2 separate regions of the Mus musculus genome follow, and region 2 is linked to region 1. Evidence: chromatin loops called from intact Hi-C (ENCODE). Cell type or tissue: heart. All regions are shown on one strand. Each heading gives the region's core, and the rest is flanking DNA. Links, peaks and the distances in the headings are about the cores only.

What was found. Hi-C counts contacts between places; a loop is a spot of excess contacts. Peaks named below come from ENCODE experiments on the same cell type or tissue, not always from the same donor. Only the 100,000 strongest peaks of a DNase experiment are listed, where the experiment ranks them.
Region 2: a loop joins it to region 1, with 2.2 times the contacts of the local background. A loop is called at or near these places in 6 of 42 quality-filtered maps.

The regions. Positions count from the first base shown.
Region 1 is chr1:172,140,409-172,155,339 of GRCm38, forward strand. It overlaps Dcaf8 (DDB1 and CUL4 associated factor 8), which reads left to right and starts at 7,607. Exons shown (of 14, transcript NM_001357204.1): 1 at 7,607-7,930; 2 at 8,841-8,913. It also overlaps the pseudogene Gm10171. In heart, for the core only: no CTCF peak of the experiment used is centred there; a DNase peak (open chromatin) is centred at 7,673; H3K4me3 peaks cover 3,065 bases; H3K27ac peaks cover 3,423 bases.
Region 2 is chr1:172,239,786-172,254,716 of GRCm38, forward strand. Atp1a4 (ATPase, Na+/K+ transporting, alpha 4 polypeptide) reads right to left here. Exons shown (of 23, transcript NM_013734.1): 5 at 14,268-14,381; 6 at 11,499-11,633; 7 at 11,101-11,218; 8 at 6,847-7,115; 9 at 5,046-5,247; 10 at 4,553-4,662; 11 at 4,242-4,376; 12 at 220-409; 13 at 1-88. Among named protein-coding and RNA genes, the nearest start is that of Atp1a4, 11 kb to the right of the region's middle. In heart, for the core only: CTCF peaks have their summits at 4,198 (motif pointing left) and 8,112 (motif pointing left); no DNase peak of the experiment used is centred there; H3K4me3 peaks cover 1,260 bases; H3K27ac peaks cover 1,180 bases; H3K27me3 peaks cover 994 bases.

The DNA.
Region 1 (14,931 bases), core at 4,570-12,569:
CAGTCCAAAGCAGCCCCACATCTCCACACATTAAAATTGAATTAAAATTAAAACACATTCTTAAAATACCTTTATTTTTAAAGAAATCAAGATTCCAAATCGTCACTACACAGACCCAAGCCCAGGGACAGTTGGCCAGTACAAAATTATCTCAATGGTATTTTTGTGGACTTTGTTTTGGCTTCTTTAGATTGTTTTGATTTTAATTTTTGTGGGGTTTGTGAGTTTTTTGTTTCTTGCTCTTTTTGTTTGTTTTAGTGATGGGGGATATAAAGGTGGGTGGGTAGGCAAGTGGGGAGGATCTGGGAGGAGTTGAAAAGGGAAAACATGATTAAGATACATAAAAAAAATAACACCTTAGGGGTTAGTGAAATACCATGGCTTCCCAGAAACAGATCCTGAGGATCTGATGTAATCAATGGAGTTTTCACTTAATATATTCATAATATGAAGGTATTAGGAGATGACAAAAGGTTGGAGGGAATGGGGCTTAGCTGGAGGAAGTAGTAGGTCACTACCTATCCTTACATGTATATATCTACTTGGCTTCTTTCTCCCTGTATTATCCCATTTTCTGCTTCTTGTTAGCCAAGAACATCCTCCACCCCACCCACCTCCTGCTGTACTGCTCTGTCCAAGCGCAAGGAGCCATGCAACCAGTGGGCCAAATCCTCTGAAGTCCTAAGCAAAATAAGGCTTTCCTTCCAAAAACAAAAAAAAAGACAAATTAGGTGACTAACTGTAACCAGCTTGCTATTGTCACACCAGCCAAGTTATTAGGTTCAGTTGATACAAGTGTGGTCTATTTTATTAGGTTGATGCAAAAGAAATTGTGGTTTTGGGCTGTGAATTTTAAATCGCTGAAGGCTCAAACACATTAACCAAAGTAGGAACCATTACAACCAACATGTCTTCGCCAATAAGAAATGATTGTTTATTTCTGTAGCATAAAACTCTGTGCTTTGCCGGTTATGGTGGCGCAAGCCTTTAGTCCCAGCACTCGGGAGGCAGAGGCCAGCCTGGTCTACAAAGTGAGTTCCAGGACAGCCAGGGCTATACAGAGAAACCCTGTCTCAAAAAACCAACAACAACAACTCTGCGCTTTGGGATTTGACAAACAGACCTGTTTCCTTCACAAACCCTGTGCCTTTTTTCCCACTGTACCTCAGTAGAAGGACTGACTGCGTATTTAATTAAGACAACCCAACACATCCTTGCTTTCTCCATGTATTGCACTCTGTGTTCAGTCTGTTAGCAAGCTCACCTCCATGCGACCTGAAAGCCCTCAGTGCAGCCACCTCTGTACCTTGCCCTGCAATACAAGTTCTGCAGGTCTTTTATTCAATACCTTCCTAACCAGTCTGTCTGCTTCTGTTTTACCTCCCTGAGGGCAGTTAAAGAAATCAGCTATAGTGAACTTCTTCAGTTATAAATCAAATCGTGCCATTTTTATTCAAGATCTTTTATGACTCCCTAGCACACACCTAGAAGAAAATCAATTCTGTTCTTGGTCCATAAATTTGTAATCGATCTGAACCACCTGGCTTCCTCTGAAGCACACTGGACCCTTGGGGTCTTTGCTGATCCCTCTGGCTGGAACACCTTTTCCCAGCTGAGTGCGACTCACATTCTCACCTGAAGTCCTTATTCAGAGGACACCTCAGCAAAGGGGGCTCTCCAAACCCCTGTGGGAAAAGACCACATTCACCCTGTAATAGGAAACTCTGGGAATCTATTTTAACATTATTCCCTTCACAACAGTTTTCATGGCTTTATATTATTTTCTTTTTTTTTCTTTGCTCCCCCACCCACCCCCCAGGGCAGGGTTTCTCTGTGTAGCCCTGGCTGTCCTGGAACTCACTCTGTAGACCAGGCTGGCCTCAAACTCAGAAATCCGCCTGCCTCTGCCTCCCAAGTACCACCACTGACTATTTTCTTTTTTTTAAAAGAATTATGTATACGAGTACACACATGTACTCATACATGTAGCTGTCTTCAGACACACCAGAGAAGGGCATAAGATCCCATTATAGATGGTTGTAAGCCACAATGTGGTTGCTGGGAGTTGAACTTAGGACCTTTGGAAGAGTCAGTGCTCTTAACTGCTGAGCCATCTCTCCAGCCCCTATGATAATTTCTGAGTATCTCTCTCCCTGTGCTCCCAACCATGCACTAAAAAGCTCTGTAAACAAAAGAATCTCAGTTTGTTTTATTCACTCGATGCTGTAGTTCCAAGATCAAGGCCTCTCCTGTACGGTACAATAAATAGTTGCTGATTGACTGAAAGAATGAAGTTGGAAGACAGGACTTTAACTACTTTGCTCATTAGCCTTCTAGGTGAAGATTACATTACAAAGATGAAAAAGGGATAGTTCCTGCCTTCAATAATTTACACTCTAATAATATAGTTAGATTTAAAATATATAATGGAAGCCTAGATAGATAGATGGCTTAGTGGTTAAGTGCATTGTCTACTCTTCCAGAGGACCCAGCACACACATGGCAGTTCATGATTGTAACTCCAGTTTTGGGGGATCTGATGGCCACTCTGGCAAACTGCCCATACATATGAAATTAAATTAAATATATAATTATAGATTAAGTGCTATACAGTAAAACATCTTTTGAAAAATGATACAGACTGAGTGCAGTCATGTGCATCTGTACGCCAATATTGTGGCTAAAGCTGGAGGGTCACTTGAGCCCAACACTTGGAGGCCTGTCCCCTCCCTGCCTCTCTTCCTGTTTGTTTTTTGAGACAGGGTCCTGTATAGCTCACTTGAACTACCGATCCTCTTGCCTCCAACTCTCAAGGGCTGGAATTACAGGTGTGGGCCACCACACTCAGCCTGTGAGACCTCTTCTTGTGAAAATGAAAGCAGAACCAGGTGTGGTGGCACATGCTGTTACTCACAGTGTGCTGGAGGCAGAGGCAGGCAGATGGGTCTCTGAGACTCCAAGGCCAGGTGGAACTACACAGTGAGACCCCGCCTCATAAATAAAGAAATAAAGAAATAAAAGCAGAGTTGGTATCCGTAGATAACTATGTGTTATACCAAAGTGCCATTTGTATAGAGACCTGACTTAGGAGAGATGCAGTGTAATAAACATAGCTGAACATTGCAAGGTAAAACACTGAGCTGGAACATAATATGGTACTCCTGATAGCAAGAAAGGTAATGAGGCTAGAGCAGCTCCAGGCAGCATGGGAAGAGATAAAATCAGAAATAAGATAGGAACCAGATAATGTAGAACCTTGGGAGCTAATTTTGGTTTTAAAAAAAAAAAGATTTAATGCGTGGTGTTTTGCCTCCCTCCATATATGTCTGTGTGCCATTTGTGTGCAATACCTACAAAGCCAGAAGAGGGCATCAGATCTCCTGGAACTGGAGTGTGTTAGCTAGTATGTTGGGTGTTGGGACTTGAAACAGAAGCCTCTTGAAGAGCAGTTAGTGCTCTTAACTGCTGAGCCATCAGTCTAGATAATTTTTTTTTTTCTGTTTTCACCCTTTATTTGGAAAACAGGGCAACATTTAAGTTTTAGATTTTTTAAATGAATTAACATGGTAATAAAAAGTATGGCCTGAATTTGGAGAGTAAGTGGTTTTCCAGTTTGGGGTGCAAGATCATCTCCAAAGGAGAAGAGAACACATACTCAGTGAGCCACCAAGGGGTTGGCTTCCACTCACTGAGGGCAAGCAGTGCAGTCCAGGCTAACCATCCATGATCTTTGTCACAGCAAATCAGAGTCTCCAATTGTTCAAAGTAACTGTAGGTACAAGACAGAAAGCAACTCCAGACTGGCTTATTAATTGATCTGGATGACTATGAAGTGTCCCCCATTCCTGAGGTGCCAAAAATCTTCAGAGTGACTGTTGGAGCAGGGAACCTTTCATGTGCTCCCAGTTGTTATACAGTGCATAGAGACTGGTGAGTGTCAGTCCTGCCAGGCCACCGCGTGCTATTCCTCGAAGACCACCTGTACATTTATACAACATCCCGGTCATGGTTCCAGCTGCTACTGTGTTGAGGTCATCTTCTGCACCCCGTGTTTTCTCAATGATAACACCAAAAGCACTATAGAGCAAAGCCAGGGAGCCTAGAGTATTAGCCCAAAGTGCTCCTTGCCTAGTCACCATATTCAAAATCTGTACATTTCTTGGTTTGGACCAGGCCATGCTCTGGGTTTCCTTCAATCCTAAACGAAGACCGTTCATTGCCCCGAATGCGGCCCCTGTCATGCAACATCCTCCAATGGTAAAGAAAGCTAGTTCAAATCTGCCTCGGGTTTTATTAGCTCCAGTTGGCAAAATAAATTCATCAGTATCCTGAACGAGATAGCGTGGATCCACATTTAAATAAGGAGACAGGGGGTTCATACCAGTCAGCGGGACGCCGGCCAAATCAGCGTTCGAGTAACCCGCTCCTCCGGCTCCGAAGAAGCCAGCTAACCCGCTGGTGGATTTGTTGCTACTTCCTCCGCCACCTTCCATGAGGTCGCAGCAAACGGCGGTGGGCTCGCCACCACCTCCTCAGGCCGGGGACGTATGCTCGGCCCAGTCTAGATAATTTTGACTTTCGTTATGTGATGAGAAAGTAATGGATGTTTTGGGTAGGGGACTATGACCTGACTTACATCTTAAAAGTCACTCAGCTGCCTGACGTTTGCTCGTATGAGGGCACTAATGGAGATAGACAAACTAGCTGGAGTAGTTACTCTCCAAATGGCTGGACAAATTATGTGAGTGAAGCACTGATTTCAGCTTAGAGTTTGAGGGGACATCATTCATCATGATGGGGAGAGCGCGGCAGCTGGAGGCTTGCTGGACACATTGTGTTCAGAAACAGTAATAAATGCTGGTACTCGATTTACTTTCTGTATATTCAGCCAAGCCCCTCAGCTTATGGAATGATGTCACCCACAATTAGGTGGGTCTTCCCACCTCAATTAGCCTAATCTAGGTAATCCCTCACAGGCATGCCTAGAGGCTTGCCTGCTAACTAATTATAGATCTTGTCGAGTTAACAGTATTAATTACCACATGTCTACTTCAGCAAGTAGTCAACAAGAGACAGCTTGGGATAGAATGTATCTGGCAATGGAGCTCAGTTTATAGAGTGCTTGCCTAGTATCCACGAAGGCCTCAGTTTGATTCCCAACAACGAATAAAATCAGACATAGTGGCACATGCCCGACCCTCGGGAGATGGAGGCAGCAGTTTCAGAAGTGAATTTGAAGCTATTCTGAGCTACTCTCGTTCCTGTCTCAAAACACCTGGGAGGAGGGGAATGGTATTGGTATGGGGTAGAGTTGAGGAGTCTGTACTTAGTACCTTAACCTTCTGGTTAAAAGAAAGAGAGGCCGAAGACGTAGTTTGGTTGTTAGGGTACTTGTTCAACATGCCCAAAAGCCCCGTGGCTCCACCTCCAGCACTGCATAAACCAGCAATGGCGATGCTTCCCTGTAATCCCGGCTCTGGAGGTAGAGGCGGGATACAGCCTGGGATGCAGGAGACCCACCTAAAACATCTTCAACAACCTTGGTGTTCTGAGTCACACCAAAGGAAACAGCGCAGGATGAAACTTGGCCTTGCAGGCATCAGGAAGAGTCAGCCTCTGTGGACTGAGTACTGAACATCTGCCCAAAAGTATGTTTACTGATTGTTACACAAGTTGTTCTTTTTTTTTTCCGGGGCAGGGGGGAATAAATTCCTTTATACTAAAGACCCTAAAAAGCTCTATGTTTCCTGAAGAAAACCACCCTACAACTCTAGTCCTTACTGTGTACTGTTTGCAATCCTCGATAATGCAAGGTATTGCAGGTGTGCCAGGACCATCTTGTGACCCAGAAGTCACTGAAAGACTGTAAAGCTCCTTCAGAAGAACAACCCCATAGATGAGAGAAAGCACCTCGGTTTTCTATAAGGATCTTTTTCAAGGTCAAATTACTTCCAAAAAAGCCGGGAAGTGGTGGCGCACGCCTTTAGTCTTGGCACTTGGGAAGCAGAGGCAGGCAGATTTTTGAGTTCAAGGCCAGTCTGGTCTACAAAGTGAGTTCCAGGACAGCCAGGGCAAGGAAACCCTGTCTGGAAAAACAAACAAAACAAAACAAAAACATTACTTCCAGGAAAAAAAACTCTTCATTCTGATGTCTACCCTAAACAGTGAAAAACAATTATTTTATTCTACTGCCTACCCTGGATATAATGATCCTACTAGATTTTTCTGCTACAAATAAGAATGCTCCAGCCTGCTAGCTAGGAGTAATCTGGAATCCTAGAATCCTGGTTAGGTTTCCTTTAGGTGTCAGCAGAAAGTAGTGTACAGAGGTTACCTAAAACCAGCAACCTGCAGAGTTATGTGGCGTATCCATGTTTTAGCTGTATTTTCACAACAGCTAAATTATGAATAAACCTAGATATTTATCAACAGATGAATGAATTAAAGAAAATATAGAATATATACACAATAGGATCCATCAACTATGAAGAATGAAATAGTATTTGCAGATTATAAACAACATAAGTTAGACTCAGAAAGACAAATATGGCATGTCCTCTCCCATATGCAGAATCTGGATTTAAGTTCATGTATACATATGTCTATTAATTACACACACGTATTCATATTTAACAACAAAGTAGACAGGAGACTGAGAGGCAAGGAAGAGATATAAAGAGAGTTGAAGGAAAGCTAAGAAAAGAGAATGGAGTATACACTAGTCACAAAACTTAGTGGTAGTTATTGGAGGAAGGTAACCAAGAAGGGGAAAATGAGTGGGAAGGGGGCCATGAAGAAACAGGCATGACACATACATATGAAAATGCCACATGGAAACCTATTGCGTGTGTGTGTGTGTGTGTGTGTGTGTGTTGGGGATCGGGGAAGGACTTATTCTAGCCCCGAACTTACTATCCGTTGTTCTAGGTTGACCTCCAACTTGTGTATATCCTGTCTCAGCCTCCTGAGTGCTAGTTTGTAACCTGTTAGTTTGTATGCTCATTTAAAAAATTAAACTCTGCAGCGTTGAGCGCCTTTAATCCTAATCCCAGCGCCTGAGAGGCAGAGGCAGGTGGGTGATCTCTGTGAGATCTACAGTTCCAGGACAGCCCGGGTAGAAAGATCCTGTTTCAAATGAATAAATAAATCCTGTTTCTAAGCCGTGTCACTCCCACCCCCAGGTGTGGGGATCAAACTTTTAAAACTTTTAGACCCTTAGGAAGCATTCCAACATCCCCAAACCTTAGTGACTCTTTTAAACAAATGGACAAATGGGTGCTGGCAGAAGGCCTCTTAAGAAGCCATTGAAGGAAATGCAGCTTTGAGCCTGAAAGGAGAAAGGGGTTTTTCTTTAAACAAGGAAACAAACAAACAAAAAAATATGGCAAGAATTAGAACCTCAGGCCTGGAGGACACCTAGAAGTTTGCCTGCCAGAGCCTTTGGAATGAGGTTCATTTTCCGGCACAACTCCAAGGAGCCCCTAGATCGCATGTGTTTTGAATACCAGGAGACAAGCCATCACTCTCAAAGTACGAAAACAACTTGACTCCTCCGCCCCGCGCACGCGCCCCTCGCGGCTTCGGTTGGCCCGAGGCTCCGCCCCTTGTGCGGCCACCGGGAGGGTTGGGAGCCCAGAGCTCGCGGGACCGCTCTCGCTCAGTCTCCTCCAGCACAGCGTCGCAAACCCCGCCGGAAAGCGTGACGGCGCAGGCGCAGGCGCGGAGACCCGAGACGGTGGTGGTGGCTGCCGCTGGCCAGTGTAAGATGGCGGCGGCGTTGGTGGCGGCAGTGGACGGGGCGGCTGGGCCTGGAACAGTCGGAGCATCCGCTGGCAGAAGGATGACCCTAGATGGGAAGCGGGCTGCCGGGCCTCGCCAGCTCCCGTGCTTGTAACTGCCCCAGCCGGACGCCCTCCCCTTGACCTACCGGGTCCGTGTTTCGTCCGGCTCGGCCTGTTCCCCCCTCTCCCTGACCGCTTCCCCGCAGGACAGGCCCGATCCCTTTCCTAAAACTCCCGGACTTTAAGTCTTACTCCCCTCCTCCGAGTCGGTGCTGGGAGGACTCGTCCTCTGCCCGGGTCGGTCCACGGGGTTGCCCCCTAGGGCCAACCCCATGACTCACAGGGGCTTCTCGTTCGTCCGGTGACCCATTCGTAAACTCTCATTTCTCCCTTTATAATTTGGGGACCCGGCTCTGTTGGCGTCTCCTAGTCACTTCAGGGCCACCGCGCAGTGTGCCCCCTTCCCCCATCCCAAGATCTCAGGCCCAGCACCTCGTACGGAAGGCCGAGGTCCAAGAAACTGGCAGTCTGTTCTTGAATGCTTTGTGATCTAGTTCTCTTAATGTACTTCCCCTCCCCGTGTCCCGAAATCTTTTAGGACACCTTAGAACGGTCCCGCTTGGTCCTTATTAGTTGGAAAGCATCTGGCGGCTTGAATTTCTGACTCATGATTGTTGGTGTAGTCTGTAAACAAACCCGCACTAGAGCGATCACATTCTCCCGCGGATTCTCCCCTCCCCCCCCCTGCTCCGGAGTTTGCTTGAGACGGGTGGTTTGGTTTAAGAGTTGAAAAGATACAGGTTTTCCTCATAAGTGACTCTTTAGCCTTGGTGGAGCTGGGAGATAACTTTGCCTGGCGTTTAAATCTTGTGTTAATCCTTTGTGTTTCCATTACGGGCATGGGTTTTGTTCAGTAGTCAGAATTGAGTTAGGTAAGTTGTTTTGGTTTTAAATAGTTGTGAGGAGACTTTAAAAAAAAAAACATTAAAGTGTGGTCATAAATATTTTGGCTACTTTCAGAAGAGACGCCTTTGCCATGTAAACTTTCACTTTTCTCAGTTCTTCAGCGAACCTCCAGACCAGTTTTCTCAGGATCTTGGGCCTGACTTCGGTCGGCGATAAAAGCAGGAAGGTGAGTGGCATTGAAGGCGTTTAATTCCTCAATTCAAGACCCTTTCCTCATGCGAAAGTGCAGACCGCTAAACTCAACAATTGTTACCCCTGTTTCCGCAAGTTTGGATATTGTTAGCAGCTTTGTTACAATTTTGGTTAAATTTCTTACAAATTTAATTGGCTGTATTTTGACCTGCTGCCCGACACTGTTGTTGTGTGTCTTCAAATGGCTTAAGCGTCGAGTGAGCAGTCTGCACCTCGTTTTCTATTCCCCCGTTATTTATTTGCATTGTGTTTTGTCTTCCCGTGGATCTTGTCTTAGACTGTTAAAACATAGAGAACTGGGTTGCCTGAATTCTGTTTAGCCTTTTGTCAAGTCAGATCTGTTCTCCCAAACCCAGAACTTATCATCCATGCCATCTGGAGAGTAATTAACCACTCCTGACTAAAAGCTAGGATCGAAGAGTGAGCCTCCATTTAGTTGGTATCTAAGTCCAGTTAGCCTCAGAGGCACAACTTTTCAAAAGGTAGTGGGATTTCTTTTCTTTCTTTCTTCCTTTCTCTCTCTCTCTCTCCCTTCCTTCCTTTTCTTTTCTTTTCTTTTCTTTTCTTTTCTTTTCTTTTCTTTTCTTTCTTTCTTAAAAGCAGTTCCTTTTGTAGCTAACTTGCAGATTATTGGTCAGTAGAAGAATCATGTGCTTTCAGCAACAAGGAGAGGGAGCCGGAACACAGTTGTCAGTATGGTTCCTACAAGGCTTGTAGATTGCTCGTAGCAGAGGGTAGGACTGTGCTTGAGACTGGCAAGACTTAGTAGAGAAGCCCCCTGACTCTTTAAGGTAGGTTTGACCAATCCTAGTACCTTTGGGATTTGTACTGGGAAAAGTTTGAGAGTGGCTATGCTAAGTTTTGTTCCCCGTGGTGCTCAAAACTAGAAAATGTTCATTATGAAGTAACATAAAAACTTTGAATGCGGATGCATGTATGTAAGATGTAAGAGTAAGCTTTTACATTTTAATTTGGTTTTATGTCTGGGTGTTTTACCTGCATGGCTGTCTGTGCAACGCTTGCATGACTCATGCTGGAGACGATCAGAAGAGGGTCTCAGATCCCTGGAACTGAAGGTATAGGTAGCTGTGAGCTGCCATGTGGGTGCTGTGAACTGAATCTGGGTCCTCTGCAAGAACAGCCAGTACTCTAAAACAGTGAACCATTTCTTTCTTTCTTTCTTTCTTTCTTTCTTTCTTTCTTTCTTTCTTTCTTTCTTTCTTTCTTTCTTTTTTCAAAGATTTATTTCATTTATATGGGTACACTGTAGCTGTCTTCACACACCAGAAGAGGGCACTGGATCCCATTACAGATGGTCGTGAGCCACCATGTGGTTGCTGGGAATTGAACTCAGGACCTCTGGAAGAGCAAGCAGCCAGTGCTCTTCACCGCTGAGTCACCTCCAGCCCCAGTGAACCATTTCTTCAGCTTGTTTATTTGACTTTTGAGACAGGAACTCACTTTATCCCAGGCTGACCTGAAATTTATAATGCACACCAGGCTGGTCTTGCAAACTTGTCTCACCTAGCCTCCTAAGTACTGGTGTACTGGTGTGAGGCACCAATCATAGGTAATACATAACAGGTGTTTGCTTTGTACCCATCTTTCTATTTTGTTTGTTTTCTTTTAAGAACTAGGGCCTAAGAGCCGGCTGTGGTGGCGCACGCCTTTATTCCCAGCACTCGGGAGGCAGAGACAGGCGGATTTCTGAGTTCAAGGCCAGCCTGGTCTACAAAGTGAATTCCAGTACAGCCAGGGCTACACAAAGAAACCCTGTCTTGAAAAACAAAACAAAAACAACAACAACAACAAAAGAACTGGGGCCAAGGCTGATGGTGGTAGTCCATTAGTCCATGCCTTTGATCCCAGCACTTGGAAACAGATGCAGGTGGATCTCTGATTTTGAGGCCAGCATTGTCTACAAAGTGAGTTCCAGGACAGCCAGAGCTACATAGTGAGACCTGTCTCAAACAAAGAAACAAAACTTGGGGTTTTCAGGTAAACTAAGCAAGCTCTCTGCTGCTGGGCCACAGCCTCTGCCCCTCAGATTCATGTTTAAGATTTATGTGCCTGTGTCTGTGTGGGGATGGATGTATGTGAGGGTAGTGCCTGTGGAGGCTAGGACAGAAGAAGGGACCAGATCCTTTGGGGCTGGAGTTAATAGTTGTGAACTGTTGTGTGGCTTCCAGAAACTAAACTCAGAGCCTCTTCGAGAGCAGTAAGCACTTTAATTGCTGTCCCCTCAAATTCAGTTTTATTGTTCATATTATTTGTTTGTTTTGTGAATGTCTTGTAGGATGCCTTCTAAACCTGATTTCTGAGCGTCAGAATAGGAAATGTTTACATATGTGTATTTCTAAATGCTTTTGTTGTTGTTGTTGTTTTCCTTCCCTGAGACAGGGTTTCTCTGTGTAGCCTGGCTGTCCTGGAACTCACTCTGTAAACCAGGCTGGCCTCGAAAAATCCATCTGCTCTGCCTCCCAAGTGCTGGGATTAAAGGCGTGCACCACCACTGCCCATCTCTAAATGTATTCTTAAACTAAATGTCAATTATTTCTTTGTTGGTTGGTTTCTTCCTCTTGGCCTGTTAGCATACCTTACAGAGTATGGTCTCTTTCCTTTCCCTTCTGCTGTAATGGCCACTGGTGCTGCAGCTAGCCACTGAATGCTTAACTTGTGCTACCAAGAGAGACACATTTTTTTTCCCAAGATTATGAGCTCAGAGGTGAGCCTCACCAACAGATTATTAAGAATGTGACAAGGGCTGGGCAGTGGTGGAGCACGCCTTTAATCCCAGCACTTAGTGGGCAGAGGCAGGAGGATTTCTGAATCGAGGCCAGCCTGGTCTGGTATTTCAGAGAGTTCCAGGATAGCCAGGGCTACACAGAGAAACCCTGTCTCGAAAAACAAACAAAACAAAACAAAAAGTGAGAAGGAAATGCTCTTGTTTTTTAACATGAATCAGGGCTAGGAATAAACACTCATCTCTTCTTCTCATGGTTACACCATCTTAAGACAGTTCAGGTAAAGAGTTTTAAATCTTTTTGTTTTGTTTTTCTTTTATATCTGTTTTGGAAGAGTTGAGGGCTCATAAGAGTTGAAGTTTTGATGACAGGACAGTGTAAAGGCAGTGTCATTCACATCAGTGAGGGGAGGGCTGATTAGCTTTTGTCCCTGTCATCCAGGGGACAGATTCTCTGTTGTAATGTCAAGACTCTCGGCAGTGCTCGTGAACTAGGCGCTGTATTTTATGAGATCTGCTTTTTGTGTTTCATGAAGAGGGTGGAGGAGAAAAGGAAATATGTTGGAAGAATAACTTAACTATTCCTTACTGCCTTGTGTACTGGATAAGGACAGCCCACCATTCAATCCCCAGACTTTCAGGAAAGATTTCAGGTGGCATCTTTATATGCATTGAACCTTTTTTTTTTTTTTTTTTTTCTGAGACAGGGTTTCTCTGTGTAGCCTTGGCTGTCCTGGAACTCACTCTGTAGACCAGGCTGGCCTCGAACTCAGAAATCCACCTGCCTCTGCCTTCCGAGTGCTGGGATTAAAGGCGTGCACCACCATGCCCGGCTGCATTGAACCATTCTTAGTCTGTGTATTACAACTGTAAAATTCTTGTCTCTCTAAGGCTATTTCAGAGTTATAATTATTGCCAAAGAACAAGGAGTTTTTATTGTTTTTTTTTCTCTCTCTTTAAGAGTCCCATGTAGCCCAAATTGATCTCAAGTTCAATATATAACTGAGGATGGCCTTGAACTTCTGCTCTTCCTGTCTCTACCTTCCTCATATCATCATAAGCATGTATGCCATCCTGGTTTTATTTACGTGAGACAGGGTCTCACACTAACTCAGCCTCATCCTGAGCTCACTGTGTAACTCAGACTGGAGACCTCACCCTGCGTATTCTGATTCAGTCTCTTGAGTGCTAGGATTATAGGCACGGATGACTACACCTGGCTACGTTCCTGGTCTTTAAAATCAAGTGACTAGCTAAACCATGCTTTCAGAAGACTTCCTACTGTACTGGTTTTGCTGTATAAAAGTTATTCTCACCATGTCCAGGAAATAGCTAGATTATGACAAAGCCACAAGGGTCCCAGGTACTGGGTGTTGTGACATACACCTTTAATCCCAGCAGTCTGGAGGCTGAGGCAGGAGAGTTGTATGGATAGTCAGAGCTATGAAGAGAGACCCTATCTGAAAAGGGATCCAAACTGAAGCTTTTATTATATAACATTGGCATTAGAAGGGTGTTTAAATTTGTTTATTTATGGAGTTGGCTTTTCAGTCTTTGAGATTGAATCTTTCTTTTTTTCTTTTTTTCTTTAAGTAGATTATCAGCAAGCAGAGATAATCTGTTACTCAACTCCCCCATTTAGAACTCAGGTACCCGAGTGAATCAGATCCGTAGCTTGCAGGTCTTCTAACCGTTCGTACAGTAGGCTTCTGTTATTTGGAATTTGGATTTTTTTTCTTGTCAACCATGGAATGAAGATATTAATTGGTAAAGTACAGAATTAAGCAATCCGTAAGCTTTAAATTGTGTGCTTTTCTGAGCTGAAAGATGGGATTTACCCCAGCCTTTCTGGGACCTGGACCATCTTTTTGGGTGCTGTGTCTAAGCTGTCATCACTAACCATCTCTTAGTCACTTTCCCCATTGTCAGGGCACCTGTGCTACTCACATTAGTGTGCATGATAAGTAGATGGCACTCAGTGCAAGGATAGTGATGCCAGCAACTCCGGCTACAAGAGCAGCTGTAAAGGCCTCCTTTAAGTGAAAAGACAAAAGTTCCCAGTAAGGGGAAGGTAGGTATATGCCTGTGATACCAGATACTCAGAAGCCCAAGGCAAGAGAATTTTGAGTTAAAGGCCATCGTCCCTCAATTCTCTCTCCCCCAAAGAAAAGAACAAGAATCTTATGCTATAGTTTCCAAGATGTGCAATAAAGTATTCTCAGAGAGAAAACTTACATTGGTATAATTTTTTTTTAAAGATTTGTAGCCGGGCAGTGGTGGCATTCCTCTTTATTTCCAGTACTTGGGAGTCAGGGGCATGCAGATCTCTTGAGTTTGAGGCCATCTTGGTCTACAGAGTGAGCCAGGACAGCTAGTGTTAAATGGAGAAACCCTGTCTCTAGAAAATAAGAAAATACTTTTTGCTATGTTCATGTGTGTTGTGCAACAAATGTTTTCCTGGGAAGAAACAGCATAGGCCTTACTCAAGCATACCAGCCAGGGGAGCCCAGTCTTGTCTCAAACTACTTGAGAGTAATCTTGAACTTCGAACCTTCTAAGTGCTGCAGTTACTGGCGTGAGCCACCAGTACAGACTTGACTGAGTTAACTGAGTCCTAGTGTTTTATGATCTTTGATGGGGAAGAGAAAGGCTGGCTCCTTGAATAAGAGTGAGTCACTTAGCTGGGCACAGTGGCACACACCTGTTCTCCTAAATCCGCACTCTGGAGGCCAAGGCAGACAGGAAGTTGAGGTCAGTATATGCTACATAATAAGGCCTTGTCTCAGCATCCCCCCCCCCATGTCCCCCCTCAAAATGGCTCCCTAGGTAATTCCATGAGAATAGCTTTTCACTCTCTTTTTCGGAGGAGGGGAGGAATTCAAGACAGGGTTTCTTCTGTATAGCCCTGGCTGTCCTGGAACTCACTTTGTTGACTTATATTGGCCTCGAACCCAGAGATCCGCCTGGCTCTGCCTCTCAAGTGCTGGTCGTTTCCACCAGCGTCTGGCCTAATTTCACTCTTAAGATCTTTTCATAGAATACATTGTCTTTGTGTTTCTTTGAAATGGTGGAAGAGGAAACATGAATCATTAGAAGTCTTTTTTTTTTTTTTAAAGATTTATTTATTTATTATATGTAAGTACACTGTAGCTGTCCTCAGATACTCCAGAAGAGGGCATCAGATTTCATTACAGATGGTTGTGAGCCACCATGTGGTTGCTGGGATTTGAACTCGGGATCGTCAGAAGA
Region 2 (14,931 bases), core at 3,982-11,981, 99 kb after region 1:
CACAGATTTTCCATGGGAAAATTTAACTCATCGGTATTAAACTGGAACCCCTTAGAGAAATTGCTAGGCAAGTTCAAGAAGCAGAACCCTGCAGAAGAGATGAAGGGTTCAGCTGTCACCCAATGTGTCCCTCGGCACAACCCCAACACCCTGAGCTGTTCACCCCACAAATAGCCATTCTAATGGTGTCCTTTCAAAGCCCTCTCCCTGGCTCCTCACCCAGCACACGTTCGCCCAGACCTCCCAGTTCTATGTAGGCATTCTGGAAGTCCATCTTCATTTCCTCATCCATAGGGTACTCCTGCCCATTCAGCAGGAAACTGGAGCAAAAATCAAAGATCCTCTCTGGGGCACCTTTCATTAGCAGCACGTGGGCTTCGGAATTATCTTCCAGAAGGTGGATGGACATCTAGGGAGAGATGTAATGGTAGAACCAGATGGGACGGAGGGGGCAAGAATCCTGGGGAGGGTTTGAAGGTTAAGAGACTGGAAACTGGTTTCATACCCACCTCCCACCTTCCACCAAGCTAGTGAAGACTCAAGGGGGCAGGGGAGGGGCAGCCCCTTCATTTGCACAGGAATCTCTTATCCTCTCAGAAGTTCTCTGAGGGCACAGCAGGTACTCTTTCTCCCTGCCTCCTTGTTGACTGGATGGCTCACATGAACTCAAGGTCCATTGTTCTAGAGCCCACATCCATGTCTTGTCTGCTTTGTGAACTCAGCTAAGTCCACCTGATCTTGCGAAACCTTAGTTCCTATAGAGTATTCTATAGAGTAAAAATATCTTATCTTGGCTACTTTATTTTTGTTTTTAATGATTTATTGACTTTTACTGTGTGCATTGGTATCTTGCCTGCAGGTGTCTGTGTGAAGGTGTCAGGTCACTCGGATTGCACACTCTTGTGAGCTGTCATTTGAGTGCTGGGAATTGAACCCAGGTCCCCTGGGAAAGCAGCCAGTGTTCTTAGCACTGAATCATCTCTCCAGTCCCGTTTGTTTGTTTGTTTGTTTGTTTGTTTGTTTTTACAAGAGTTGCAAAACAAAAACAAAACTCAAGCTTTGAAACTGAAGCAAAAATTTAAATAATTTAGCCCTGTAGCCATTCTTCTACAGGCAAGAGATGGCACTGAGAGGCTGTGTGCGTGCTGGTCAGATGTCTGATGATAGAAGGCAAGGCAAGGTAGGTTCATGAGAAGAATCTGGAGCAAGCAGAGGGAGCAATCAGATGGCTTGGGTTTGCCGTTCCCTTGGATCTCTCTGCACCCCACAGAGTTCCTCTTTTCTTTGACTTATGGGAACTGCCTGCTATGACCCCTGTCGGAGGCAGAATCAGCAAACAGAAAGGAATTGTGGGAACACAGAGGAGACCAGACTGCATTTCCTGGATGTTGAATGGGGTGAGCTACTGGACCGTAAAATGTGGTTCCAGCTGATTTGTTAAAGGATGCCTAGTTATGTTCAAGATATGCTTAAGTCGTTAAAAGGGAAAAACAATGTTTAAGGAGGAAGCTGTTTAAGATTAACAAAGCTCAATATTCTCAGTGACCAATGAGTATTTGTTGAATGAATCAAAAAGGCTCAGGGGAGCACAAGAGCTCCTCACTCTACTAACCAGGTCACAGGGAATAAAAATCTTGATACAAGGTTACAGATGGGGGGAGGGGGAGCTGGGGAGATGGCTCATCTGTTAAAAGCACTGACTTCCATTCTTGAGCTCCTGGGTTCCTAGCAACCACACTCTCTTCTGGTGTGTCTGAAGACAGCCACAGTGTACTCGTACGCATAAAATAAATAAATAAATCTAAAAAATAAAAAAGATTACAGATGGGGGCTTACAAGATGGCTCAGCAAATAAAGGTGCTTGAGGCCAAACCTGAACACCTGAAGTTGGTCTCTGGACTGACAGTAGAAGGAGTTGACTGGTCTCACAGATTGTCCCCTGACAGCTGCGTGGAATGCATGACATACCCCCCCCAAAAAAGGGGGTTTTGGCTGGGCCTGGTGGTACATGTTTTTAATTCTAGCACTCAGGAGGCAGAAACAAGTGGATCTCCGTGAGTTCAAGGCCAGCCTGGTTTCATTAATGAGTTCCAGGCTATGTAGAGAGGCACTGTCTCAAAAAGAAAAAGAGAAAAGAAAGAAAGGAAAAAGAAATAGGTGGGGGTTTGTTGTTGTTGTTGTTGTGTTTGTTTGTTTGGGTTTTACCATGAAGCCTTGCCTGGCCTGGAACTTATTCTATAGACCAGGCTGGCCTCAAACTTACAGAGGACCTCATGGCTCTGTCTCCTGAGTGTTGGGATTAAAGGAATATATCACCATACCTGTCCCCCCAAAAATGTTGTTGTTAAAAATACATAAAGAACAGGGTGGTGGTGGTGCATGCCTTTAATCCCAGCACTCAGGAAGCAAAGGCAGATGGGTTCTGAGTTTGAGGCTAGCCTGGTCTACAAAGTGAGTTCCAGGACATACAGGGCTACACAGTGAACCCCACCTCCCACAAAATAAAGATTATATAAAGAAGATATGAAGAAGATGGAGAGAGAAAGAGAAATCAGAAATGCTCAGACTACAATCTATTTCAGAGATGGTAAGAGACTAACAGGCTAAGTAAGACACATTCCTTTCAAAGACTGGAGTCTCTGCCCTTGGAGCAAGCTAATTATAGTAGTTCACTCAAAGCCTGTCAGAGCTAGTGCCTGCTGGAGCTGAGTCCAGTGGGGCTGGCTTGTCACACACCGTGTACCACAGAGACCAGTTCTGCCACTTGAATGGTATTCAGTAGCTCAGAAGCACTCATATGGTAATTTGGTGGGGGACTTGGTTCCTTGTTAGACATTCCAACAATGTCATGAATATGTTCGACTTTTATTTTTAACCACATGGAGGGAGAGGTGCCTAATTCATCCAAAGGCCTTACTCACACTCTGCCAAGCCACAGAATTCCTGTCTGGTTAGTGAGGCCACCAAGTGTCAGGAAAAAAAAAGTAGGAATAAAGTTTGCAGCTTCTTTGCAGCTCCGGGAGCTCTTTTTTATCACAGTGACTAAGGCGAGTTTCGATGGGAAGTGTGGATCTACTTAGCCCTTAGTGCTCCATCAGAAAGTACAAGTAATTGGGTTTTAAAAATCCATATAGACTGTTATTTTGTTTATGCCTGAAGACAGAAGGGCAAAACTGACTTAGGAGTCTTATTTCGTAACCCTGTTACACTCAAATGTCTGGTCTTCATGGAAATTCAAGGAGTTGGAGGAACCATTGCCTGAGCAAACTAGCTTAAGGCTGCCTCCAGCCTCAGCAAGGGGACTCTACTTTCTACTGAAATCCTCTTTGAAGTTAGCTTGGATTCTCATCCCCTCCCCCATCCCTAGGCATGGACTATTACTGCTCCTCCTCTTCCTCCTCTTCATCTTCCTCCTATTCCTTCTTCTCCTCCTTCCTCTTCTTCCTTCCTCCTTTTCATCCTCCTCTTCCTCTTTTCTTCTTCCTCCTCCTTTTTAAGACAGGGTCTCTCATACTATAGGTCAAATTTACCTGAAATTTAGAGTAATCTTTCTGCCTCAGCCCTCTCTCAGCTGCTGAGGTAATAGGTGGAGGTTATATGAACCACCATGCGTAGCTTCTTTGGATTTCCTTATTTGTATCCCCGACCATCACTCACCCTCTCTCCCTCACCTACCTGGATAATGAATCAATGTTTTTGAAGGTGAAAAATATAACCCTGGAAGTGAGTTCCAGGACAGCCAGGGCTACGCAAAGGAAACCAGTCTCGGAAACAAAACAAAACAAAACAAACAACAAAAAACAAACAAAAAGAGAAAAATATGACACACGTGCATTCGACTCCTAACTGTCTCATGATGGCTGCCCTAGGGACTTCATGGAGGGAAGGGGGGTATAAGCTGTCTACACTGGCGAATTTCATAGCAGACACTGGTTTAGACTAATAGCTGTGTGAGACTCCCAGTATCCTGCCTCAGCTGCCTCTGCCCATCTTAGCATTTTATGACGTGCTCTCTTTGCAGGCAACATGGGTGAGCCTTCTGCTCAGACTCTCTCCCTTGATCACCTACTTCTCTCTCCTTAGCGTTTGTCACTTTCCTTGTGGTGAGCCTTCCTGTTAGTTGGGATGCCAGCGCTCCTGAACGAGTGCCCTGCTCCAAAGCTGGAGGCAAAGGCATAGCTCCCCCCACTGGCGAGTCCATGGCCCCCACCGTTCTCCCGCCACCTTTGTCAGTTCTGTACCTGATACTTGTTGGTGGAGTTAAAGGGAATCTCCGCCACCTTGGGGTTTTTCTGCCTCATTTCGCTCACGGGGTTGTAAGACTGCTCAATGAATTTGAGGAGAGCTGACTCGGAAGCATCCCCTGTTGTTGCCCGCTGCAAGGATGGGAGTGTACAGTAAGTCCCAGGGGTATACCATCCGGACAAGCAGAGAGGCAGAACGGGGAGGGAAGGGTATGTGTAGAAAACCACTGAAAAGCAGACTTTTCTGGAAGGGGACAGACAGGTGATACTAGTCACTGAGGTGCCCTCTTTCCACTTCAACTTGATACCTTAGCTATGGGAACAGACTCCTGATGGGGTTTAAAGTCGGCCCGGTTACAGAGGCCAGCGATTCGAGCCAGGTAAAACCAGGTGTCTGAGGACTTGGGAAACGTTTTCCCTAGGGAAGAAGAAGAAGAGGAAGAGCTATAAACACACGGAGTTTAAAACAAGGGGTTAGACGTTGAGGGGGAGGTCAGTCAGGGGGACTGGGAGGGCCAAGCTCATTCTCAGCTACATAAGGCGCGCAGCAGGGGTTATTCACTTTCATCTTCGCACCTAAACACTGCACAGAGATGGTATCTCTTCTCTCTTTCTTTCTTTTTGGTTTTCCGAAAAGAAAAAAAAGGCGTGTGCCACCATCGCCCGGCGTGATATTTCCTATGGCCCCCACACTCCCGCTTCTGTCCACGATCCTGCTCTCTCCTGTTTATCTGGCGTCATCTATCGCCTAAACTTCCCACCCCAAATCCTCCGCTCTTGGCTACCAGGGCCACTTGTTACCCGTGGTTTGCTCCTCACTGGTGTCGGCCTCATACACAGTCTTATCAAACCACAAATGCGCCACTGTCATGCGGTTCTGGGTGAGGGTGCCCGTCTTGTCTGAGCAGATGGTGGACGTGGAGCCCAGCGTCTCCACGGCCTCCAGGTTCTTCACCAGGCAGTTCTTGCGAGCCATGCGCTTGGCGGTCAGCGTCAGGCACACCTAAGGCCACCGAAAGGGGAAAGAATGAATCGAGGTGGAGACCGGTCAGGTTGTTTTGCTTTGGAAATTTGATTATTTTTATTTCCCTTTTACTCTAACCCGGTCTTTAGAAATCCCACCTGTGATCTCTGTAAGGGATGCTGAGGAAATGGTCTATGGCGAGAGTTTTCAGTGTGCGCCTCACTCCTGTGTCTGTCACAGAGCACAGGCTCCTTCCCCGGGACGCATTTAGATCTTTCATTCAGGAGCCTCTTTTCCATCCCAGACCACTCCCTGTCTTTCAGATCCGCTCTCTACAAGGACCACATCGCTGGGTCACGTTTTACTGTGGTATACAGTGCTATGTATGGATAGGGCATCTTGCCAATAGTGTCTGAAAAGTTTGGGCAGAAGGGAATGGTAATGACATTGGGAAAGGATGTCACAGTACTGAAAAGCCCCCGGGGAAATCATTTAAACCAGAACATTTGTTTTAAAATCATAAATGGAAGCTAAGGTGGTTTTTAAAAATTAACAAACTATTGTGCTGTGAATAGGTAAGTATAGAATCCCAATTATGGAATTACAATTTATTTACACTATATCCTTAGTTCCTAGCATTTTAAAACTAGTCCTAACACACCCTAAATGTTATCCTTATTTCTATTTTAAGATGACTATAGAAAAACCAGAATATGCTGCCTGGAGCGATGGCTCAGTGGTTAAGAGCACTGACTGCTCTTCTAGAGGTCCTGAGTTCAATTCCCAGCAACCACATGGTGGCTCACAACCATCTATCATGGGATCTGGTGCCCTCTTCTGTCTGGTGTGTCTGAGGAGAACTACAATGTACTCACATACATAAAATAAATAAATCTTAAAAAAAAAACAAAACAAAACTAGAGCAACAAGTTTCCCAAACAAGTTATTAGTAAGACAGAGAGCCAAGACCGTGTCATAGGAAGAATGGTTAAGGGATTACTTGGAGAATCTGAGGAGTCATGATGGTTGTCATGGGGGTGGAGGGCTTAGGCCATTAGGACACAAAGAACCAGCTTATTCTGGTTGGGAAAACCAGGATGGAACAGGGAATCATATTTCTGCTCAGTTTAACTAAAGTGAGCTAAGAACAAGACGGGGCTGAGACAAAGGAGCTATGTCAGTCACCCTCAGAAACAAACCACAGTTATCTTCCATGGGTTTTTATAGAGGGCATCCAGTGTTGGCTCAAAGGTTGATTTTAAGTGGCCTCGAAGTCCATTATGGTGGAATTCAGTAATCCTAAATTAATCTTGCTCTATAAACTAACAAATGCACAAGGCCTGATGATCTTAAGTGCTTTGGCCGACACAGCCAGTGCACCTGAGACCGGAGCATGATCCTTTCTCTGTTGCATCTTGCTTCCTCTTTCACGGAGGAGACAGAGTAGTCACAGCGGCACAGGTAGAGGAAGGCAGTGCAGTGCTCGTGGGAACTAAATTGCTTCTGACGCTTCTATGTATCTCAGGGATACCCCTCACTTCAGATGTTCCTTAACAACAAGTGTTAGTAGGGACACTTCCTTTCCCTGGGGTCATTTGTCTGCTCAGAGGTCACCCCTCCCCACCCTTGTTTACTCACAGTGACAGTGGCCAGCAGCCCTTCCGGCACATTGGCCACAATGATACCAATAAGGAAAATGACAGCATCCAGCCAGGTGTAACCCAAGATAATCGAGAGCCAAAAAAATGAAACACCGAGGAAGACCGCGACAGCTGTGATCAAATGGATGAAGTGTTCGATTTCGGTGGCAATCGGGGTCTTGCCCATTTGCAAGCCTGATGTCAGGGAAGCAATCCGGCCCATTACTGTGTAGTCTCCTGTAGCAATCACAATACCCCGAGCTGTTCCTGTGAATGAAGAAAGACACTATAACTCCTTACTGTGGTAGAGTAAGGATTGCCTGGGCTGGTATCACCACCCCAGTTACTGACATTGAACTTCTAAAATCTTTTGGTTGTTTTGCTAGGAGAATCTTTTTTTTATCATGGTAGGTTCCTGACACTTTATAGTTTCTGGCATGATAGGAATATCAGACAGAGAGCTTCTAAATTCCATAGAATCCCTAGGTGGTAAGAGAACCTTTTGCTTTAATGAGGCAACTCTTGGGCTCTTGGGTAGCCACTGGATGAGGAGGTTGCCAGGGGAACCAGCTATGGGATTACAGGGTGGGCTTTCAGCTCTACAACCCAACATCCAGGATGGGGAGAGAGGCTGACGGTTGAGTTGATTACCAATGGCAAATGATATAACCAGTCACGTCTATGTAATAAAACATCCATTAAAAGCCAAGACAACTGTGTTTGGAGAGCTTCCAGCCTGGCAAACACATGGAGATGTCTGGAGGATAGCATACTCAGGATACAGAAACCTCACATCTCTGCCCACATCCCAGGCCCTGTGTGTGTCTCCCATCTGCCTGTTCACTTGTCTCCTATCATCTGTAATGAGTGCAAAATGTAGGCCACGTGCTTCCCTGACTTCTGAGAGCCTTAAGGAAAAAGTCCTGGGAATCGCAGTTCACAGCCACCCTGTCAGAAGTATGGATGACAGCCTATTACTTGGACTAGAGACTGGAGTAGGAAGAGTCTCATGGGACTGAGCTCTCATCTGATGCTATTTTGAGGTAGTTCGTGGCAAACTTTGACTGAGTGAGTTATGGGGAACTGGTGGGGAATCCCTACAGTAAGACCTAGGGGTTCTGTGCAGACAGGAAAAGGAAGGGTGCAAGCCACAGGCTGCTAAGCACCCCACAGTGCTCCCTCAGAACAAAGACCTCTCCAGTCCTCAGTGTCACTATTTGAGGAGCCCCCTCCCTGCTTTTCTGACTAGAGCTAGTCTGACCTCTGCTGGGTGGCACCAGCCATAACACCTGTGCCCTGAGCCTTTCCAGGGCCTTTCCCCCCACCAGCTCTGCGCCCTATGTAGTTGACTTTACTCACACATGGTACAGGACACTCACCCACAACTTTGAAACAAGATTGTTTAAAACCATTCTTTCTGCTGCCCCATAGAGCCTGTTGTTCCTACCATTCAAGTCAGAGAATGACCAAGGACAGAAACCCATGGAAAGAACTTTCATCTCAGAAGCAGAAGGGCACAAGGCTGAACCATCAACTTTTTAAACAAGTAGTTCCCCCCACCCCAAGATAAAGTTCCATGATTCCTAAGACTATGGCTTCCTCTTATTAAACATGGGATGAAGCACAGTGCAGATCCTGTGAGTTACACCTAGAAACCCAGTATTTGAGAGGCTGAAAAGGAGGGGGGAGGAGGAGGGGAAGAAGAGGAGGAGGAGGAGGAAGAGGAGGAGGAGGAAGAGGAGAAACAACAAAGAACCCACAAAACTGTGAAATCAAATATCTCTGAAAAAGCCTAGAACACGGTTGGATGTATGGTAGACACTCAACTTTATTCCAGTGAATAAAAGATCAAACAGTCAGTGTAAAATCATACATGTGTCTCAGTAGGAGCAGATCCCACTAGCACAGGGGCGCGGGGTAGCTGGTGGTCTCCAGTTCTAAGATTGCCTTCAGCAACAGCCAAGGCACATGGAGCTGAAGAGATGGCTCAGTGGTTAAGAGGATTTACTGTTCTTGCAGGCAACTTGGACTTGGTTCTGAGAACCTACATGGTGGCTCACAGCCGTCTCTAACTGCAGTTTGAGGGATTGCCTCTTCTGATTTCCTTGGGCTCCTGAGTATATGTAGGACACATATGTAGACACAGACAGACAGACAGACACACACACACACATACACACATACACACATACACAAAACTATTTAAAAAAGAATCTAATAGTAGAGTTCTTGGATGGATTAGGCCAGTATTATGGGGAAGGAGACTCTGGCAAGGGTCACAATGTAAAACACACTGCAGACAACCTTTGAACTGGTTGACAGGTTCTCTAAACCTTTATGAAAGTAATAAAATGACTGAAAGATACTGAAAGGATTTTGTATTTTTGATAAGATGGGTATTTTGTATTTTGATAAGATGGCTACAGTGTCGTGTCGTTTAAATCCATTCTGTTCACATATCTAGCTAGAAATGATTAAATGTAATAAATGCTCCCTGTGTGTCTGGAGATGGAGCAGGTTAGCATCAAACCGGAAGAAAACTGATAAGGGCAAATATCCTGTGTCTTAGGACAGACTGTTCCCTCCCTCGTACACCTTGCATGTGTCATCAGAGAGAGATCGGGTTCCCTGGAAGCATGGGAACACAAAGAGAGAGGTTTGTGCCACTGCCTATCAAGGACCATAGTAACGAAGGCTGGGGACAGGATAACGCTGTATTTGTGTTACTAATTTGTAAATTGGTCTGGGGTGAAGGTTAAAGGGGAAACTGGTATAAGGCAAAGGCTATTACGTAGCAACTTGTACAAAACTTAGCTTGGCAGGCATGGTAGAACACTTCTTTAACTTTAGCACTCTGGAGCTGGTGCATAGGGATCTCTGTGAGTTCAAGGCCAGCCTGGTCTACATAGCAAGTTCCAGGACAGCCAGAGCTACATAGCAAGACCTGAGATATTTCAACAAACAAAACAAAATCCCTTAGCCTATCTAGCTAGTTCTACCCTCTTGGCTACATTAGGATTTTGTTTGTCTCCTATTAAATCCCCCTTTCTCTCAGATAGACCCTTGTTTCTCAGCTGGAGTACCTTCACCAACTCTTGCCTAACCCGCTTGTCAGCAGCCTAGACTTAGCTGATGAAAAACCTACTTCAGAAAGATAAACCTGAGCAAATTTTCTCCTAAAACATAACAGCTAAAATACAGCATTTTTTTTAAAAAAGAGGAGTCTTGCTAATTTGTATTTTTCTGTACATTCAATATTTATGTTTTATACATTGTGTATACATCAAATGATATAATTTCTTTCTGGTTGGGTTCTCCCTTAGTGTATATTGAACATTATTGTTCTTATTAAGACATTTTCAAATGAAGCGATTTAATGAAGAGAGGTCGTTAGCACTCTGTGTAGAGCAGCGTGGGAAGTGGAGGCAAGAGCGTGGGCTTTGGAGACAGACTTTCATTAGAATCTCTAGTCTCCCTCTTCTCTGTTGGGTCATACTCTAAACTATGGTGAGCGTGTACTTTCTATGGACTTCATAGAGTTTTGTGTGTGACATTGTGAGAGTCAGAACAAAAACTGTTTATAGTGCTTGACACTACAGTTATATACATTTATATATTCCATAGAAAGCACCCATCTTCAGACACTAAGACATTTGATCTTAAGCATTAATGATGATTTGCAAGTAGACTCTGGAGTATGTTTGGGTTTCCTTAAGGGCAAAGGGCAAAGGAGAGAAGGATGTGAGTGCTGGCTCAGGAGTGCCTTTCTTTCATCCTAGGGACAAAGCCAGTGTTTGAATGGCAGAGTTTGAGGGACAGCTCTGATAATTCAAGCTTGCAGTGTTGGTAGCTTCCTCTGGAAGGTAAAAGGAGGTAGAAGAGTGACCTGGCAGAGATGGATAATGTCCCTCTATTCTGTGCTATTTTCTCCACCAGTTCAAACCATGGTCAACAACTTCAGGATGCTTACAGTGTAATAGACCTTGTGCTAAGCATTTAATGTCATTTAGTCCAAAAGCAATCGATGGGTAGCAGTTTTTTTATTAACAGTATACAAATTTGGAAATGATGTCTTTGACCACCCCCCCCCATCCCCACCCCCAGAGGTCATTAAGCACCTGAGTGATGGAGAAGCCAACCTTGATACTGTCTTCCTACCCCGAAACCTTTAGAAAACAGAAGGTTTTAAAAGCCATGTGTTTCCACCTCTTTTTTTTTTGAGCCTGGGCTGCAGATGATATACAATACTCACCTTCTACACAGTTAGTGGAGAAGAAGATGATATTCCGTGTCTCCAGAGGGTTCTCATGAGTGCAATCAGGGCAGCGAGACTGGGGTTCTGACTCCCCAGTCAAGGAGGAATTGTCTACCTGGGATGGGAAGGAGAAGTTAAAAGGCAGTCATAGGACAAAGGTCAGATTCATGTATGAAGGCAGCACCACTTTATCTGTCAGAACCATCACGTCATTAACATGCAGAGATAAATATCTGCACTCCTAGAACCTCACCTTCTTTCCCCCAAACCACTCTCATCACTGTCTCAAGGTTCTGAATAAGAAGATTGGATTATGACTAAGCCCAGGTCTTCACCGTGCCTTAGAGCCACACATTGCCGTAGGCTCCCTCCTATAGCTTTCCTCATCTCCTCACCTTGCATCCTTGCGCCGAGATAACCCTGATATCAGCAGGGATTTGGTCTCCTCCCTTCACCTCTACTAGGTCTCCCAAAACCACATCTCTTACATTGATTTGCATTTTCTCTCCATCTCGAATCACCAGAGCTTGCTGTAGGAAGATAATGTTAGATAGCCTCTTGCACTTCCTGGTTGCGCTCCAACCCTCCCCACTTCCATCTCTGTCCTTCTGTGTTAGGTCTACTATTGCTGTCTGCACAACCTCTGCAATGGGACTTTGATGGCCTTTCCATTAAGAGGTGGGATCTATCTCTTTGTCCCTAAATGTAGAATTGACCATGTAAACTATTTTTTATTTTTGGCCCAGAAGATTTTTAGTAGAAATGATAAAAATAAAGGCTTAAAAAACTATTTGATACACAGATGCAGAGACCCACAGCCAGACATTTGGTGGAGCTTGGAGAATCCTGATGAGGGGAAGGAAGGGTCATAGGGGCCAGAGAGGTCAAGGACACCCCAAGAAAACCCACAGAATCAACTAACCTGGACCCATAGGGGCCAGAATCGACAACCAGGGAGCCTGCAGGAGTCTGACCTAGGCCTAGGCCGTCCTTCCACACGTATCTTATAGTTGTGGTCTTCCTGTGGGACTCCTAATAGTGGGAGCAGGGGCTGTCCTGACTCTGTTGCCTGCCTTTGGGACCTTTCCCCTTGAGTGGCTGCCTCATCTAACCTCGACTGGAGAAGATGCACCTAGTCTTACTGCAACTGGATGTGCCAAGGCTGTTGGATACCCAAGGGAGGCCTCTCCTTTTCTGAAGACAAAGGGAGGGGGAGCGGACCATGGGGGAAGGAAGAGGGAAAAGACCGGAAGGAGAGGAGGGATGGGAAACTTTGGATCTGGATGTAAAGTAAATAAATAAATTAGTTAAAAAAAATTGTTCCTGTTAAGGTTTGCCCTGCTGTTCCTGGGAACCCCTCTGTTCCCATGAACAAGCAAGAGCTGCGAACATCTCAATCCTTTCAACCGAGGAGTGAATAAGGTTATCTTCTATTTCTCCCTAGAGCAAGCTGAAGCCAGCTTAGACCAGAGCAGCAGCACAGGCACAGAACGGTGACAAAAGTCATGTTTGGGTGGTACATTAGGCAATCAGTGCCACCCGATAAACTCCCAGATCCCAGTCAAAACTCTTACTCAAAGAAAGGTTTAAATCATGTTGACATTAACAGGAGAAGAGCATCCTAGGGTACAGGGGTGGAACATGATGATATTGTCGCATGAGTTGGGAGACTTGATGGTTTTTTTGTTTTTTGTTTTAAAGCCTCTAGTCCTGTATTTAGGAACTCCAATCTGCTGTCATACTATTTCCAGATACCTTTAAAAACATTCAATTTAAAAAAATAAAATTTAAATTTCAGAAAAGCTTCAATAATAAGAATAGTGACAAGCACACCTATAAAACTTCCACCTGCCTTCACTCACTAACTGTCCACCTCAGTTGCTTCATTCTTTCCTGTCTCAAAGTTAGATGCATCATGGTAGTTTATCCTAAACACTTCTGTGTGCATTTTCAAAGAATTATGTAATCTTCATTCTCTTAAAAATATTATATATATACATACATACATACATACATACATACATACATACATACATACATACATACATATATATGCATGTATACACATATATACGTGTGTGTGTGTGTATATATACATATGTATGTATGTAGATATGCACCATGTTCATGCCCGGTGCCTGCGAGGGCAGAAGAGAAGGAAGGTGAGAATCCTTTGAAACTGGAGTTTCAGGTGGTTGTAAGCCACCATCAGGATGTGAGAACAGAACCCAGGTCCTCTGCAAGAACAGATTCTTAGGGTTTCTATTGCTTGGATAAACACCACAATCAAAATCAACTTTGGGAGGAAAGGATTTATGTCACTTAAACATTCCACATCACAGTTCATTATCCAGAGGCCATGGAGTGCTACTTCAGGCTTGCTCTCCCTAGGCTTGCTCAGTCACTTTCTTGTAGCACCCAGGACTACACAGTTGAGGGGTGGCACTGTCCACAGTGATTTGGAGCCTCCCACATCAATCATCCATCAAGGGAATATACCACAGGCTTGTCCACATGCCAATCTGGTATATTTCTTAACTGAATCCCTTCTTTCCAAGTGATGCTAGGGTGTGTCGAGTGGACATAAAATTAGCCAACATAAGCAGCAAGTGCTGTTATTTGCGGATCCATCTCTTGGCCCCTAGGTTATTCTTTTCTATGACAGCACAGTGATTGTCTCAAGTGGTTTGATTTTAATGCAATGCTCACATTTACTGCATACATTTCAGCTTTTGGCACTTGACCCAAAATGTCTCTTTAAGGCATTATTTCCCAACATAGCATCAGGCCCAGGACTCATATCTTTACCAGAATATTAATATCGCCATATCCTTTTAGCTTTTTAAAAACTGGAACATTTCCACAAATCACAAATACATTGCCTTTAAGGTCAGTCTCCCCAGCGGCTTCGTTTTCAATAGATGTCCTTATTTAGGTTGTGGAGGGTCATTCTTCATTTCCTTGTCACTTTCAGTGACACACTCTGTGGCTATTGTCATCGGAGCTTGATTTCCATTTCTCCTGGTACTTTCCAGGCTCCTCATCACCAGCCCCACTTAGCGCACCCACTGTGTGTGACAGTCCCCCCGGGGACTGAGCGATTATATAACTCCTCACAATCTGCACTTCCTCTCACTAGCTCTTCCCACACAAGTCCTACGTACCTGAGGCACCATGTTCTTAAAAGACTCCATGATCTTGGAGCTCTTGGCCTCCTGGTAATATGAGAAGCAGCCGGTAATGATGACCACGGCAGATAGTACAATCCCCAGGTACAGCTGAAGATGGAGAAAGTGTCATTAGCACATCCTTTTTTCCCTCTGCATCCTCAGATTGCCAAGGGAACAACTTCCTCTGGCTGGAGGAAGTCATGGGACTGAGGGTCCAGGAGGATCTGGGAAGGGTTGGCTCCCCGGCTCCTTGGTAATGAAGACCTAACCTATTATGTTGAGTGGTCAGAAAACTCCTAGAGAATGAGAATCTTCCTCTCCCTCTATCGGCAGGAGGTGGACAATGAGCCAAGGAAAGCAAGAGATGAAGAGGTTGGCATTCTGAATAAGAAATGGGGGACTACAGATGGCTCAGAGGTTAAGAGCACTGACTGCTCTTCTAGAGGTCCTGAGTTCAATTCCCAGCAACTACATGTTGGATCATAACCATTTATCTATGCCCTCCTCCTGATGTATCTGAAGACAGCTAGAGTCTGAAGATGAGCTACAGTGTACTTATATACGTTAAATAAGTAAATAAATCTTTCAAAAGGGGAAGGGAGGGACTGCAGAAACACTGTGATGGCCACTTGGCGAGTAGACTGGTAGAATAACGCCT